2 separate regions of the Mus musculus genome follow, and region 2 is linked to region 1. The links are chromatin loops, found by intact Hi-C in ENCODE. Cell type or tissue: heart. All regions are shown on one strand.

Region 1 (8,000 bases):
CCTTTCTCTCAGGACTTTTTGTTCACATTGCCTGCAGGCACCAACTTCCTCCTCCCCCACCCTTGATAAAGACCGCCCATACATATGTACGCATTCATAAGTGAACACGTTTGTGCAGATGTGTGTACACATGTGTGGGTGTGGGTATGTGCGTACGGCTGCCCCGGGAGGCCAGAAGCACTGGATCCCCGTGAGCTGCCGTACGTGGGTGCTGGGGACCAACTCAGGTCCTCTGCAAGAGTATCACGTGTTTACCTGCCGAGTCACCTCTCCAGCCCCTTATCTTAATTTTATTCAGACGACATTTTTGAAAACCCGATTCATTAATTACATGAAGATGAGGGGCTTCATTTTATTGTTTCTGATGGGGCTAGTGGTGGGAGTCTATAATGGACCCACCTCATACTTGGAAAGTTACTATACACAATTTCAGTTTACTGTCAACTAAACAGACTGCACCGCAAACACTCCTTCCGGGAAAAGCGATGCCCACCTCGTTTCTGTAGGGCTTCACGTACACAGTCCACTGGTGAGTGTGCCCGTCTTCTTCTCTCTTCTTTCCAAAGTACCTGGCAACATTGCCATAAACGATTGGCTTAACGATGGTAACCCCCTAAAAGAAAAGCAAGCTGAAAATCAGTAAATACTTCACCAGCACCTGGATAAACACCATGAGCCGCGGCGACTTGGTTTAGGGAGCCGCAGTCTAACCACGTACGGGCTGACTTAGAACAGGCGTCTCGAGCCAGCGTCACATTCACTAACGTTGGCACAATGCTTCCCACGAGAGGGGCTGGGGAGATGGTTCAGGGGTTGAAGAGCTTGCTGCTCTTGCAGAAGGCTACAGTTTGGTTCCCAGTCCTCACATGAAAAGTGGGTTGTTTGGGGTGTTTGTGTGCACGCTGGGCGCCCTGTGCAGCACATGAGGAGGTCACAGATGACTTGAAGGAATAGATTCTCTTCCTTCCACCTTCCTGAGGCCTGCACTGAGGTCATCAGACTTGGTAAGCCTTTTACCTGCTGAGCTCTGCATGTAAAAGCACCTGAGTACTTGATTAGAGAAGAACAAAATGCCTTCACAAACCTAAAAGCTAGGCTACTGAGTTCAAGTTGCCATTGTGACCGGCTCTGCTGGCTGGGAAAGGCTTTTAGATTAGCCTCTGGCAGTGTTTACCAAAGCACAGCACAAAACCCAAGGTCGGTTTATGAGAGAATTTCAGGGCAAGCATTTTCTGCTGTCATCCTTATTATGCACATACAGTTTGGGTATGGAGTACCCCCTCCCCCAAAAGGCTTATTGCTGGTCCCCAGCTGGCGGCTGAGAGGCGCCTGGACTACAGAAGCACCTTACCAAGGGATTAGCATACTGATCAGCTCACAGCTGAATGGCCTAGGAGATGGGGACAGTGGGAACACACAGGCCACTTGGGTTGGGCCTCTCAAGGGCCTATCTTGTTCCTGCCTCACCCCCACCCCTTCCCCAGCTACTAAGGAGGAAACTCAATTTGAGGACTACAGGCCTAACTTTCTCAAGTTATCCTGAACTACAAACTTCCAGATTTAACTTGTGCAAGTAGAGAAGAGTTTTCCCATGAACCTTTTGCTCTGCAATCACTTCCTACCATCCCCAAGCCTTACCTAAAACCCTGGGCAAATGCACAGCTCTACAAAGCCTCTTATACTAACACAGACTTTTACCTGGTATTTCTTTCTATTGCATTTCAGGGCTTTAGGATTTTCGATGATTTCTCATCTTACATATACTGTTAAGGCAGCTATGGATATATAGACACTATGATTAAGGTAATAAAAATAATATGACACCGATGAGGATTTTAAAATTTTTGTAGACTGATGTGATTTCTTTTAAGGAAAAAAAAAAATCCTTTCTGTGATAAGATCTGTAAGTAGAAGCCCCTTTTAGGGGCACGGGGAGAGCATCCTGAACCGGTACCTTAAAAAATAACCAGCAGGGCTGCCTCAGAGGTTAAGAGCACTGACTGCTCTTCCAGAGATACTGAGTTCAATTCCCAGCAGCCACATGGTGGCTCACAACCATCTGTAATGAGATCTGATGCTCTCTTCTGGTGTGCCTGAAGACAGCTACAGTGTACTCATATACATAAAAATAAATTTTAAAATTAAAAAAAAAAGTAACCAGCAGATGTAGGAAGGTGGGAGGGGGTGGCGAGCTGGAGGGATGGCACACAGGGAAGAGACGACTGCAGCTCAGGCTGGACAGCACACCTACATGGTGACACCTGACAACCGACTCCTGCAAGTCGTTCTCTTACCTCCACCCCTATTAATAATACACATATAGATGGGAGGGAACTGAGTGTCACAACGTCCAGTGTTAAGCAACCTTCACTAAACACGAACGAAGCTAAGCGCTCTTTGCTGACTTTATCAGCACGGGGCTTCGGGAACGACAAGACGGACGAGCCTATCCAGGGTCTGCGACTGATGCCCTAGCCACCCCGGCACCTTTGTGTTTGGCGGTGCGGAGGCGGTGACGAGGACTCGGGGCCCAATGAGCGCCGAGCTTCCGCCCCGCGCGCCGCGCCTGCGCACTGACCTTCACTCTCCCGCCGGAGTCAGGTCCAAATTCCGCCATTCTCTTGAACATATTGTCCCCGGGAAGGAGCCGCGGCGGCCAGGGAGAGAGCTCAGGCCGGCGGGGTAGCCGCTCCCCTCACGAGCCGGAGGAGGGCGGGTCGCCTGGGCTCGGGGAGCCGGACAGCCACCTCCTCCACACGCGCCGCGTCGGGGTCGGCCATTCAGCCCCGAGCTGGGAGAGCCGAGCGGAAGGGCGGGGGAGGGCGGCGGCGCATGCGCAACGGGCTCAGGCAGACAGTGCGCACGCGCGAGGCTGCAGCCTTCCCCGGTAAGAGCCTGATGAGCTGTTGCAGCGGATAAAGAGAGATGGGGATAAATTTTAGGCAGAAGTTAAGGGTAGGGAAGCACCAAAATGGTGAACGTTTGTAGCTTTAGGGTTGAGATAACCCCACACACTTCAAGATGATAGACTCTGGAATCAAAGCTTCTGATTGGGCAGGTCAGATAACTGGGCGTGGGCTTGGTAAAGAATATGCTGCCAAGCCTTGTGACCTGAGTTCGATTTCCAAGGCCAACATGATGGCACTACAGAAATGACTCCACTTCCCGCTCTTCATGGCTCAATCTGTTCTGCTGGCCATGTTCAGTCTGACTTTTCCAGATTCGTCGGGAATCTGTTTTCTCCCTATCTACAGTAAAAACCTCCTAAACCATGCCTAAGAGGGTCATGTTCTTATTTTCACTCACCATTCTTCTCTCTCATACCCTTCCCCAGTTGGAACTCTTCTTTCCAACAAGCCCCCCTCCTACTTTCATGCCCTCTTAGTTCGTGACCTATTGGCTTTAATTGGCGTTTCCTGTCCTACTATGGATGTGGGATTCTTTACCGAAGCAAGAGTAATTTATCAGTGGTACCTTACTAAAGAAAATGGCATCTCTTTCCCAAACAGTCATGAATTTTCAATAGTCCCTCTGGGAAGGGTGAGGCCCCTGGACCCCTCCCGCCATCCATGTTGAAATGTTAACATGCAATCGCAGGTCCTATGCAGATAACCGCAGCTGCAGTAAGTTCATGAGTGCAATGGCCACGTTGTGGCCAGAAGGTGTCGTTTTTGATACATGTCTCTCCATTCTCTGGCTCTTTATACCCTGAAATATTCCCCAATCTTGGAAGGAGTGGTACAACTGTCCCGAATAGTGCTAAGCACACCACCATCTCTTATTCCTGGGCGTTTTGGCTAGTTTTGGGTTTCTGCATTAACCACTGCTCATTGCAATAAACTTCTCTGATGAAGGCTGGGCACAGCACTAATCAATGAGAATAATCAGGAGACCGAGAAGCGAATTTAACAGCATGGTCAATCAATTTTTGCTAATTTTTAAAGAAAAGATTTATTTTATGTATGGGAGTACACTGTAGCTGTCTTCAGACACACCAGAAGAGGTCAGCGGATCCCACTACAGATTGGTTATGAACCACCATGTGGTTGCTGGGAATTGAACTCAGGTCCTCTGGAAAAGCAGCTAGTGCTCTTAACCACTAAGCCCCCAATTTTTGCTAATCTTTAATAAAAGTATTTTTTTTCACTGTATTATCTATTGAGAGAGAGAAAGAGAGAGAGAGAGAATGAATGTGGGTCCTAGAGATCTGGTTAAAGTCATCAGGCTTGATAACAAGTACCTTTACTTTTGCCAGCCCCTGTTTTTGATAATCTTGGCTGTTTCTATAGTCATCCCGTATTTTGAGGTTGTCCTGGCAGCTCTTGAGTATGTCCTAACTCTGTTTCTTAATTGATATCTAAATGTCATTCCCCTTCCTTGATCACCTGATATAAGCTTAGAGCTTCTAAGGGAGACATTCCCTCCAGGAAGGAGACAGGAGGTTCCTGAGACTTGGAAAGTAAACAACTCACAGGCTCAAGAAGTTCTGAAGCTAACAAGATACACGAGCCGCCACCCCACCCCCCCAAGGTTAAAGAAGCAGGAAGGGATGATTGGGGGAAGGGAGGAGACAGAAGTCTAGGACAGAGCCTGTGCTCATCCTGTGGAGTTGACTGGGGGAGACTCTGTCCTACTGAGCTGCTTGAGAGCCACCCAGCAAGCTCAGGGTTGTCGGATGTCCAGTCACCACCCACTGGGGCCTGGGCTTTTCAGTGATGCAGTTGCCTTTGAGGTAACCCTGTTCCTGTGAGGGGCCCCTCACCCATACTCTCATGAGTAACCACAGTAGTTTCACCGGTTTGCCAAGATGGACTCTGGTCCAGTTGATGCTTTGGTCTTTTCTTGCTTCCCTCCTCGGGAAAGGCCATGTGACATTTCTTATGGCTGGTCTCTGCTCTACATTTACACAGCCCTGAGGTATGACCTAGTCTTCTTCAAGCTGTTGTCCTGGAATCATGGGAGAGTGAAGAATAAGAAAAACGTGTTGTAATGAGAGTCTACCACGTTCCACTCATTATTCTAGGTGTCTGGGATGTGGAAAGGAACAACAGAGAAGAAATCTTCCAGGTATGATGGTAACCACTCATAACCCCAGCACTCAAAAGGCAGAGGTCAGAAGTGTTCAGGGCTAGCCTGAGCTAAATAGGAAGTGCCAAGCTGGGCATGGTGGACTAGGACTGTATCCTCAACACTCAACAGGCTGAGGCAGGAGGTTTGCTGAGAGTTCAAAGACCAGACTAGGTTATGGAGTGGGCTCAAAACAACTAAACGATAAAAAGTTTTAGCCAGCCTGAGCATCACAGGGAGACCCTTTCTCAAAAAGGAAAGATGCACAGTGAACCAACCAACCATGAGCCCTCCTTCCTCTCAGGACAGAGGTTTGGCATAGTGCCGTGCTTCTCAGCCTTCCTAATGTGGCAGCCTCTTAACAGCCCCTCATGCTGTGGTGACCCCAACCATGACGTTATTTTCGTTGCAATTTCATAACTAATTTTACTACCATTATGTATAGTAATATGAACACATTTGAAATGCAGAATATCTGACATATAACCCCTGTGAAAGGGTCATTGGGCCTCCAGGTTGAGAATCCCTGGCATAGTGCCTCAGAGAAGGGACATAGGTAATGGAGGAAAATGCAGCCCCCTACCCACCGAGACGGAGGAGCCTGAGGGCAGGGTATCTATTATACAGCAGGGTCATGTTGGGATATCGATTATGGCACATTGATAATTGAGAAGAAACTTAAGTGATGGAAAAGGAAAAAAATTAGAATGAATTCTGTGATGGAGGTATTGGTATAGATGTATTTTCAATTCAAAAGACTTGGGGATAAGTGTAGTGCAAATGTCTGTATCCTCTAGGTTTCCCCACCAATAGGGCGTGGAAGTAATGACATCTGAGTCCCAGGTATTTTTTTTCCATTTATCTTGGGGTACGAGTGGGGAGCATGCCATGGTGTGTGTGTGTGTGTGTGTGTCCTCGGAGCCTCCCCCACCCCAAGAACTTATTTTTAAAACATCATTATTTATTATAAGAAACCAGGACTCCTTGGAGAAATGGCTATTCCCGATCTAAAGCAGGAAAAGAACGAGATGAGTCAAACAGCCAGAAATGCAAGAAGTGCTCAGAGAAAGAGGCGCTCATAGCAAAAATTCCAGGGAAGGCAGTTTCCAGGGTCTCACTGAACAAACCCCGGATGATGTGGCGCTGTCAAACGATCGTCATGGTTACAATTTGTAATTGAATAAAATAAAAGGTGTGGTCCACACTACTGTAATAAATAAATAAATACATTCATAAATAAATGCATAGATCAAATTTTTGAAGAGCAATAGTTTTTAAGTGTCTCCACTACAAAACACTGTACAGTGGAGATGGTTTGCAGACATCATCTTAACAAGGGTTCCCAGTGAACACTTCTTCTTTTTCACTAGCCAGAAACATTTTGAGTTCTGAGAGTGACACTTGGGTCTTTGAAAGTCTGCCTATGTAATAGTAATGAAAATAGCTCCCCCTTGAAAGCCTGAAAGCATGCCATGGATCTGTGCCCCGCGGATCAGACAATCCTCTCTGCACAATGTGCCTTCTGAATTGCTATCTTGCAGCAGATTGGGAGGGGAGGAGGTGGCACGGAGTGAAAAGGGCATCATGGGAATTTCACTTTTCACTTTAGACTTCGCTTTTTTCTGTTGTGCTGAGAAAATAACATCAAGAAATGATTTTCAACCAGGCAGTGGTGGCACATGCCTTTAATCCCAGCACCTGGGAGGCAGAGTTAGGCAGATTTCTTGAGTTCAAGGTCAGCCTGGTCAACAGAGTGAGTTCCATGACAGCCAGGACTACACAGAGAAACCCTGTCTCGAAAAACCAAAAAAGAAAGAAAGAAAGATAAAAAGATGATTTTCCCAAGGTTCTGTCTGTGGCTGGTGGAGGAAGGCTTCTCTTGGTTTTATGCATTGGGCATATACAGGGTACAGAGTTTCCCAAATCCTGAAACCACTGGGGGGGGGGTGTCCCAGAATTACTAACCAATGTGATGGAAACACCTCTTTTCACTTGACTATAAATTAATACATACCTAGTATTTATTTTTCACTTAGGAAGTCTACCACTGAAAACATTTATCTCCCAAAGCAGCAAGCAGTGTATCCAGATGTTAACCTCAAGCTCCCCCCAGCAGTTCATGGAAAGGGAAATGGGCACAGGCTAGGGTATAACAGAGCTCATCGGTAAATTAGAGAACACTGCAGTGGCGGTCGCGTCAGCCCCTACTGGTCTGCTTATCTAGCGGACTTATTTATTCACTTAAATGTATTTGTTTGGTTTGTTTGTGAGACAGACTGTGTTGTGGGCACACAGTCCCAGGCTGGCCTTAGGCCCTCAGCTGTATTCCTACTTCAGCCTCCTAGTAGCTCTTGCTATTCTGGAACTCGCTCTGTAGACCAGGCTGACCTCTGCCTCCCAAGTGCTGGGATCAGAGGCAGGTATGTATGCGCCACCACCACGCGGTGGTATGGTCACTCTTAACTGGCTAAGACAGATTTGTGTCTCTTGATACATAAACTTGTGGCAATCAATTTTTTCTCACCACCTGTAGGCCCTCGGGCTCAAACTCAGGCGATCAGGATTAAAAGTGCCTTTACCGGCTGAGTCGTATCATCGGCCACCAGGTTTTTATTGTTGTTGTTGTTCAGAATTAATGTTTACTTTGCTGTGTGTGTGTTATCCTGTGTATCCATCCCTGTGAGGCCATTTGTGTGTCCAATACACCCATCATGTGAGCACTTTCTTTCTTTTTTTTTTTTTTTTTTTTCGAGACAGGGTTTCTGTGTGTAGCTCTGGCTGTCCTGGAACTCACTCTGTAGACCAGGCTGACCTTGAACTCAGAAATCCGCCTGCCTCTGCCTCCCAAGTGCTGGGATTAAAGCCGTGCGCCACCATGCCCAGCTATGTGAGCACTTTCTTGTTGAGAATTTTAGCAAGGCTACAGATTCCTT
Region 2 (8,000 bases), 78 kb before region 1:
TCTGTTATTGTTGTTTTTGAGACAGGGATTCACAAAGATCTGCCTGCCTCTGCTTCCTGAGTGCTAAAATTAAAGGTATGCATGACCACAGCACATTGGTGATTTTTTGTTTTTGTTGTTGTTGTTTTAAGATTTATTTATTTAATTTATATGAGTGCACTGTAGCTGTCTTCAGACACACCAGAAGAGGGCACCAGATCCCATTATAGATGGTTGTGAGCCACCATGTGGTTGCCGAGAATTGACCTCAGGACCTTTGGAAGAGCAGTCAGTGCTCTTTACCTCTGCGCCATCTCTCCAAACCCCATTGGATTCTTTTTAACTAGACAGATGTTTGTTTGTTTGTTTGTTTGTTTGTTTACACACAGCGAGAGACAGTGTGTGTGTGTGTGTGTGTGTGTGTGTGTGTGTGTGTGTGTCTTCGATAAGAGGGTGAGTCACAGTGGCCTGCATGTGGAGGTCAGAGAACACCTTGCAAAGCTGGTGTTCTACCATGGGGGTGGCAGGGATAGAACTTTGGGTCATGAGACATGGCGACAGCACCTTTAGTGCTGAGTCATCTCAACAGCTCCTTGACAGGAATTTTAATGAACAGATTTCTTTCTCCACCATCTGAATTTATAGTTTAAGGAAACAACCCAGATTACCAAACTCCTTACCCACTGTACACTACAGTCTACTTACTGTCTCTTTCGTTATAAGCACATGCTTTTAAATGCAGGCTTGGCTCTGCAGCTGCTGTTGTGATTTTCTTTTCCCTCTACACACTCCCTTGGCACTTTCATCTCCTCACACAGATTCAACTAGCATATCTATCTGAATAATCTATTTGTATTTTCTATATATATAAAATAGCGCTGACCTCTCTCTCGAACTGAAAACCTACATTGGCAAAGCTTCTAAATAGTTCCTGTGTGTAAGTATATTTAATAATAATAACTTAAAAAACCCTCAGCACGCCTGGCCTGACAGCATACATTGGTAACCACAGTTTCTCTGCAGGTCAGGGCAGAGCTGTGGATTTAAGGCTACCGTATCTTTGAAAAAATGAAACCTAATTATGCAACTCCTTGCTCACATTCCTAGTTAACGGTCCAACTGTCAACAGCCACAGTTAGAAAATGTAGCTTTCCACCCTGCCTCCTCTACAGCTCTCCTCCTGGCCTGCTGGGCCCTCGTTCTCGCTCCACCAGCACCACTCACAGTATGCACAGTCGTATATTAATAGCTTGCCATAATAAATCATTCTGCACACTAAACTATTGCAAGGTACACACTTCTTGTTTTCTTCAAAATGTTGAGCTTCTAAATATAGCCTCTAAGCAAGCTCCACAATCCAGCCTTGACTTAAATTGCAAACTTCATCTCTAATTCCAAAATAAACCATCCAGGTCATCTGGGACACTAACATTTTTCCACATCATGAACCCTTCTCATCTCCAAAACTGTCGTTCTCTTAATCTGAAAGGCCTTCTTTATCCAGGAATCCTACCTCCCGAATCTTTGTTTCAGAAGACTTTAACTCTCAGTCAACTTAAGATTGCCAGTTTAAGAGCAGGGTATGGTGGGACATGTCTGTAATCCCAAGCAGAGGAAGGAGGTCGAGACTGCAGATCCAAAGTCTTGAGAGATAGGAGGCCCTGTCTCAGAAACTACATTAAATAAAAAGAAGCTCATTGGGAAGCAACACCATGAAGTAGAACTACCAGCTTCTGACAAGGCAGATAGATCTGGCTTCAAATAGACAGTTCTGCTAGCCACATAAGTCTTAAGGGGAATGACTGGACACGTGTGACACGGCGGTATCCTGACTATTCTGAGAGATGCCTACACAGGGAGACCCCTGTCTAAAAGAAAGAAGCTTCTATGTTGTTGAGAAAACACAACCATAACAGAACTCAGCACCCAGTAACTAACAGTATTGGCCCACACCCGTAAGTGTTCCCGTCTCAACTGTGACACGTGACCTAAGTTATAACAAACACTTCACTTTTGTACAAGTGCAAACTTCAGATAAGCCCATCTATGTGGTTAAGGATTTACACACACTTTTTGCTTTCAGAGTCTTTTGTTGTGAACAGGGTCACCTTGCCACTCCTTTGCCACTGCAAGCATGACACCACATTCAGACAGATACTTACTTATACTGTAAACTTTTGTACAAGTATCTTACATCCCACTAGGTTCACATTCCACAGCCCAGCTTCCTCTTGGTGAGGCAGCATGCCTAGCACCGGTTCTTCGTGAAGCACTCAACAGCCCCCCCCCCTCCCATTAAGTCCCAATCCAGGGGAGGTTTAGCATTCCTAGACAGTGCAATTCAAGTCTTCACAATTTCAACACACTTGGAAAATTATCAAAACATGAATCCCAAGTTCTAATGGCTTTGGCTTTGTTTTCCCTACATGGTTCACTAAAGAGTCTGACGCATAGAAAATGCTCAATGTCATTTGAATTGACTTGAGCAATAGTTAAAAGTTATAATGCCCGAAAGTATTTGATTTTTACCAATTCCCTTTTTTTGCTTTTATAACTCCCATACTTTTTTCCCTTCAAAACACACTATAACCAGAGAACAAATACATAATCAAACCTAACTTGACTCATTTTCCAGACTTTAATTCAACATCCCAATCTTGGGCTCTGAACAACTGAGTTCTTCAAACACTAAGGGGCTACCGCATCATTCCGAGTCTAAACACTACAACTTATCTTCACTCACACTTTCCCACGGGCTAGAAAAACACCCCCTTTGTTTATTATCAACAACCTTGACAGAGATTTGAGGGGCTGGGGAGACTGCTCCCACGTCGAGTGCTTGCTGACTGAGAAAGTGAGAGAACCTGAACTGGCACCGACAGCACCTCCATTATAAACTAGATGCTGGGCCATGTGCCGATAACCAGTAGACCTGGACTGGGGACATGGGGCAAACACAGGACGGTCCCTGGGGCTTGCTGGCCAAGCAGCCCAGCCGGAAGTACAAGCTCCAGGCTCAGGAGACCCTGTCTCAAAAGGATCATCATGATCATGGTGCTGGGTAGTCTAGGTTCACCTCTGGCATTACACACACAGAGAATTTGTTTTTTAATGAAATAAACTTTTCTTTTGCATAAGACAGTATATGCAACTCGTCACTTCAAATCATTCCCCTCATTCATGATATCTTCCCTTCCAGTAGTCGAAAGAGAAAGTACGAGAGAGAGAGAGAGAGAGAGAGAGAGAGAGAGAGAGAGAGAGAGAGAAACAGTATAAATCCTAACGTAAGCATAATAAGGGCAGATAATGTCACTGGTTTCATGAAGATGACTTGTGTATATTGACACCACCACAAGGTCATTTGCAACAAATAAACTATCTGATAATAATTTAAAACTCAATAAAAGCGGAAAATAGCTCCATTATTTCCTACAAACCTTTTATCCGTAGTTTATCACCTAAACTCAGTTTACTAACAGTGCCTACAAGATTTTCTTCTCTAGGAAAGTCTCAGTTTATTGGAGTTAAACACTTCATATGCTTAAATCAACAAACACCTCTGTCCCGCTGTGGGAACACCCCCACCCCGCGTTCCCACAACTGGACTACACGAAGAACCTCCGAGGAGAAACTGAGGGAAATTATATATATATATATATATATATATATATATATATATATACATATAATATACATACATATGTGTGTGTATATATATGTGTGTGTGTATATGTGTGTGTGTGTGTGTATATACACACATATATACACATATATATAATTAGCTCAAGAAATGACAGTTCCAAGTATGAAAGTAAACAAACTGGGGTGAAAAAAAAGGATACAATTCTCCAGCCTTTTGCAGTCAACTTGTGCAAGGTCCCGACTGAAGTCTTAACAACTGTGACTTCGGATGAGCGCAGGAATTCGGAAGGCTGATTACAGAATAGCATGGTTTTTTTTTTTTTTTTAACGTCAGCAAGAACACGGGGAAACTCCTCTGAATCTACGAATCTCCTCAAATCTTTGTTTTTAAGAAGTAACTCCCAACAGTTTCAGTTTGCAAGGGAGCAAAGACCCTTCGAGGAATGGTACTGCCTCACTGACCGACCCTACGCAGGCATCCAGACCCAGTTAAGTTTCGAGCCGAGTCCAAATCGAACCTCCGGCGACCCCGACGCAAGCCCCGCAAGAGATCGCCAGCATCCACACAGGGAGCGCCCCACCCTCGGACTGACTACACCCCTGGGACACAGGATAATTACTGAGACGGGAAGAGGGGACAGATCCAAGAGGCGACGAAAGTTGGACACTGATGTCCAGTGCAGTCTGGCTGTCCCGGTCCCCAGCGTCCGAGTGCACAGACCCCACAGCGGAGGCACCGAGCCCACTTGCCCGATGCAGAGAGGGGGTCGCAGCGCCGACGGCCGGGCCCCGCTACGGAGTCCCCCCTCTGCGGGCGGCCGCGGCTCCGGGAACCCCGCTCCGGCTGCGCCCCGCCCACTCCGCGGCCCCGCATCGCGCCCCTTCCCGGCCCGCGGGCCGCGCGCGCTCCGCGGCGGCCGACGAACCCCTTCCCCGGATCCCCGACGGCTGAACCTGCAGCGGACAGCCGGGTCCGAGGCTCGCTCGCCCAGCGCAGGCCCCGCTCGGCGTCCCCGGCTACTCACCGTCGGCGCGAAGGCGCTGCGAGGGGCGCGGGGTGGCAGCCGCGGAGCTCCTCACTCTCCCCGCGACCTGACCCCCTGCTCGGAGCCTCGGCGCCTGTGTCTACAAGGCCTCTCTCCAGCCCGAACCCTAGACAAGCACTTCCGGGGGAGCGGGGGAGGGCAGGGGTTTGGCACCGGAACTGCTCCCAGGCTGGAGCTGCCAGCCCTCCCGGGAGGGGCGTGGCCTCTGCTCCGGGCGCCAGCGGACCCGCCCCCGAGCCCCGCCCCCGGGCTCCTTGCTAACCCCTGTGGTCCCGCGGGCCCCGAGCTACCGCTGGCACCCCTTATTTTAACGCCTGTTAGGATCGCTCCCTTCTACTTAATTCTACAGGGGCCCGGAGAATCTAATTTCGCCGAGCCCGGAGCATTCACCGGCTTGCCGACCGGCCGGCGGTGTTATCCTTTCTCGCTTCTGTCCCGCGTGAAAATGCAGTTGACATTTATCGAAGGAAGGCTTACGGCGTGGTAGACAGGGCATTTATTACGCGATTCGGTGGCGTTAACTCATTTAATAACCTTCAAACTCCTGGAAATTGGTGCTTTTATTCTCTGTGTCTTACAGAGAAGGAAATCGGCCAAAGTATCGGACTTTACCACATATGCTGGCTCTTGGTTTTACTTTAATTTGTGGTATGCGTAGAACTCTCATTTGCCCCAAACAAGACTTTTCAAATTATTCAAAGACGGGAGCCAAATTATTTCCCTATATGGGTCATCCTTTGCACTTTAAACAAAGGCTGAGATGATGGGCTATGCAATCTTAGTGCCAGGATCCTGTTTCTTTACATTTCACCCTGGTGTGTGTGTGTGTCGTGTTCATCTCTGGATTGTAGACGTTAAAAATAATATAATGCATAACGCAATAGTAAGCATTTCAAAGTACCCAGGACTGAGTACGTCCGCACAATTCTTATACCTAACCAGTAACTAGCAATAGAGAAGACCTGGGCACTTTTGAAACTTACCAAAGACAGACAGTATGAGAGCCTACAGAGTCAGTGTCAGGCAAAGAAGTGAGACGATCTTAAAAGATTTGCTCTGTCACAAAATCAAGAAACATCAAATATTAAAGGCAGGTTTTCAGTATGAAGCAAAGCCCCACATGGAAGAAAAGGGCTCAAACCTGACAAGCTATTTTGTTTCCAGCAGTCTAAAAAGGCTGAGGCAGGGAGAGTCCGGAGAGTTTCTAGCCAGCCTAAGCTTTACAGTGAGTTTCCAGACAAAGGTGGCCAGGACTATGAAGCAAGACTCTTGTCCAAAAAGAAGGAGAGGAGGAGGAAAAAAGGAAGAGCAAAAAAGAAAAGAGTTTCTTAGCATGCATAGTGTCTGTTAAATACTGCAGGGACAAGTGTTAAGACAATCTGCTTTGAGAAAGGCAGAGTAAAAGAAAACCCCTTATTACAAATTTAAGATGCAAACAATGCCATCACTATTGCTGTATATAAAGTACTGCCTTGTGCTTTATGTAATTGCAGAAGTGTTTGTAAACACTTCCAGAATTCTCAAGTTCAAGCAGCCTTTCATGCCTCCTAGTAGACTGAAGAAGAAGAAGAAAAAAAAAAAAAAAAGACCCTGCACAGACAAAACTTAGGCTGTCTCTAGCTGTTTACCATCTCCACCCCCCAATCCCAGACACGAGCACGAGTGCGCGCCAAGGGCAGCACACGCGCGTGCGGGGGCGCGCGCGCACACACACACACACACACACACACACACACACACACACACACAGAGCCCAGAGACCTAGTGAGGGGAACCCTCAATCACAGCCTGTCACGTAACTGGTAAGTGGTGAAGCCTGGATTTAAAAGTGAAGCTGTGTTCTCAGGTGCTTTTCACCACGCTGCCAGCAGGTCTCAGGCTTGAAAATGCCTCGCAATCACCGGGAGGGCTTGTTAAACAAATTGCTGGGCTCCATCCCCAACCCTTTCACTCACCCAGGGTAGGGCTTCTCGAGGTGTGTCCCCGGCCAGCCTGGCAGCTCCACATCACCTGGGAATGTATTAAAGATGCAAATTGCCAGGCCCCGCCCAGACCTTGTAAAGCTGTAACTCCAAAGATTAGACAGAACAACCCTAGTTTTAAGAGCCCCTCCTCCGCAACCTCCCCGCCCCCACCTCGCATCTGATAAGACGTCCAGTTAAAGAACTACAGCATTCTAGTAGCCTATCTTTTGCATATTCTTTTCTTAATTGTGGTAAATCTACAGCATGGGATTGTTGTTCTTTTTTTTTTAAGATTTATTTATTTATTGTATGTGAGTACACTGTAGCTGTACAGATGGTTGTGAGCCTTCATGTGGTTGTTGGGAATTGAATTTTAGGACCTCTACTTATTCCGGTCAACTCTGCTCACTCAGTCCCTGCTCGCTCCAGACACACCAGAAGAAGGCGTCCCATCTCATTACGGGTAGTTGTGAGTCACCATGTGGTTGCTGGGATTTGAACTCAGGACCTTCGGCAACCCGGGATTGTTGTTCTTGTTGGGAGGAGAGGAGTGTTGTTTTGTAGTGCTGCGGATTCAAATCTGTCTCTAAGGCCATTGGAAGCAAATGTCACTGAGTTACACACGCCTAGTCAGAAAGAGAGAGAGAGAGAGAGAGAGAGAGAGAGAGAGAGAGAGAGAGAGGCTTCCTGCCTAACTAAACGACATTTTGGAACATTTTTATTTATCTTTTTTCTTTTCACGGGAGATAAAAATGGGGAAAGTGAGTTTTAATGGGGGATTTTTTTTTTTTTTTTTTTTTTACTGAAACTGAACCAGATGATTCTGAGGTGGGGGTGGGGGTGGGGGTGGGGGTGGGGAAACAAATCTTCCTTGAAACCTGCTCCGTGTTGGAGGCTTTACATGCGTTTTCTGAATTAATCTTCGATGTGCTGTGAGGTTTTATGGTCTTACTTTTACAAATGAGAATAGCCGAGGCCTAGGTGAAGTAATTGACTTAAGGCCACATTCTTGTTCGGGGTAGAAACAGCATTGCTCAAAGATCCCTCTAATTCCAAAGCTCTTGCGCGTCCCACTTTGTGGCTGGAGCCTGCAGAAGGAGATTCCAGCGGCTCCACCACCCCAGCCACGCAGCGTTGAGTAAGCGATTTAATCTTTATTTTCAATTTCTCCCATCTATAAATAATGCTATCATAAATCTGCCCTGCCCACACTAGAATGTCAGAAGAAATGAGGGAATAAAAGTGCTTTCAGCTCTTTGAAGAAAAACAGTTTTTAAAAAAAGTATAGTATTGTGCGTTTAGACACACACTGCTCACATTTGTAAGCCTGGGCTTTGGAGTTTTTGTTGTTTCTTCCCGATTCATATAG

Evidence for each region. Peaks named below come from ENCODE experiments on the same cell type or tissue, not always from the same donor. Only the 100,000 strongest peaks of a DNase experiment are listed, where the experiment ranks them.
Region 2: it touches region 1 in a loop (2.4-fold over the local background); 6 of 42 quality-filtered maps call a loop at or near these places.

What each region holds. Positions count from the first base shown.
Region 1 is chr10:117,221,681-117,229,680 of GRCm38, forward strand. It overlaps Yeats4 (YEATS domain containing 4), which reads right to left and starts at 2,827. Exons shown (of 7, transcript NM_026570.4): 1 at 2,579-2,827; 2 at 494-613. The coding sequence starts at 2,629. It overlaps Gm31963 (a long non-coding RNA gene), which reads left to right and starts at 2,806. Exons shown (of 4, transcript XR_872061.2): 1 at 2,806-2,887; 2 at 4,911-5,067. In heart, a CTCF peak has its summit at 3,668 (motif pointing right); DNase peaks (open chromatin) are centred at 2,581 and 2,801; H3K4me3 peaks cover 2,032 bases; H3K27ac peaks cover 1,348 bases.
Region 2 is chr10:117,143,746-117,151,745 of GRCm38, forward strand. Frs2 (fibroblast growth factor receptor substrate 2) reads right to left here and starts at 4,729. Exons shown (of 10, transcript NM_177798.3): 1 at 4,647-4,729. In heart, a CTCF peak has its summit at 173 (motif pointing right); DNase peaks (open chromatin) are centred at 4,296, 4,826 and 6,696; H3K4me3 peaks cover 6,349 bases; H3K27ac peaks cover 5,983 bases.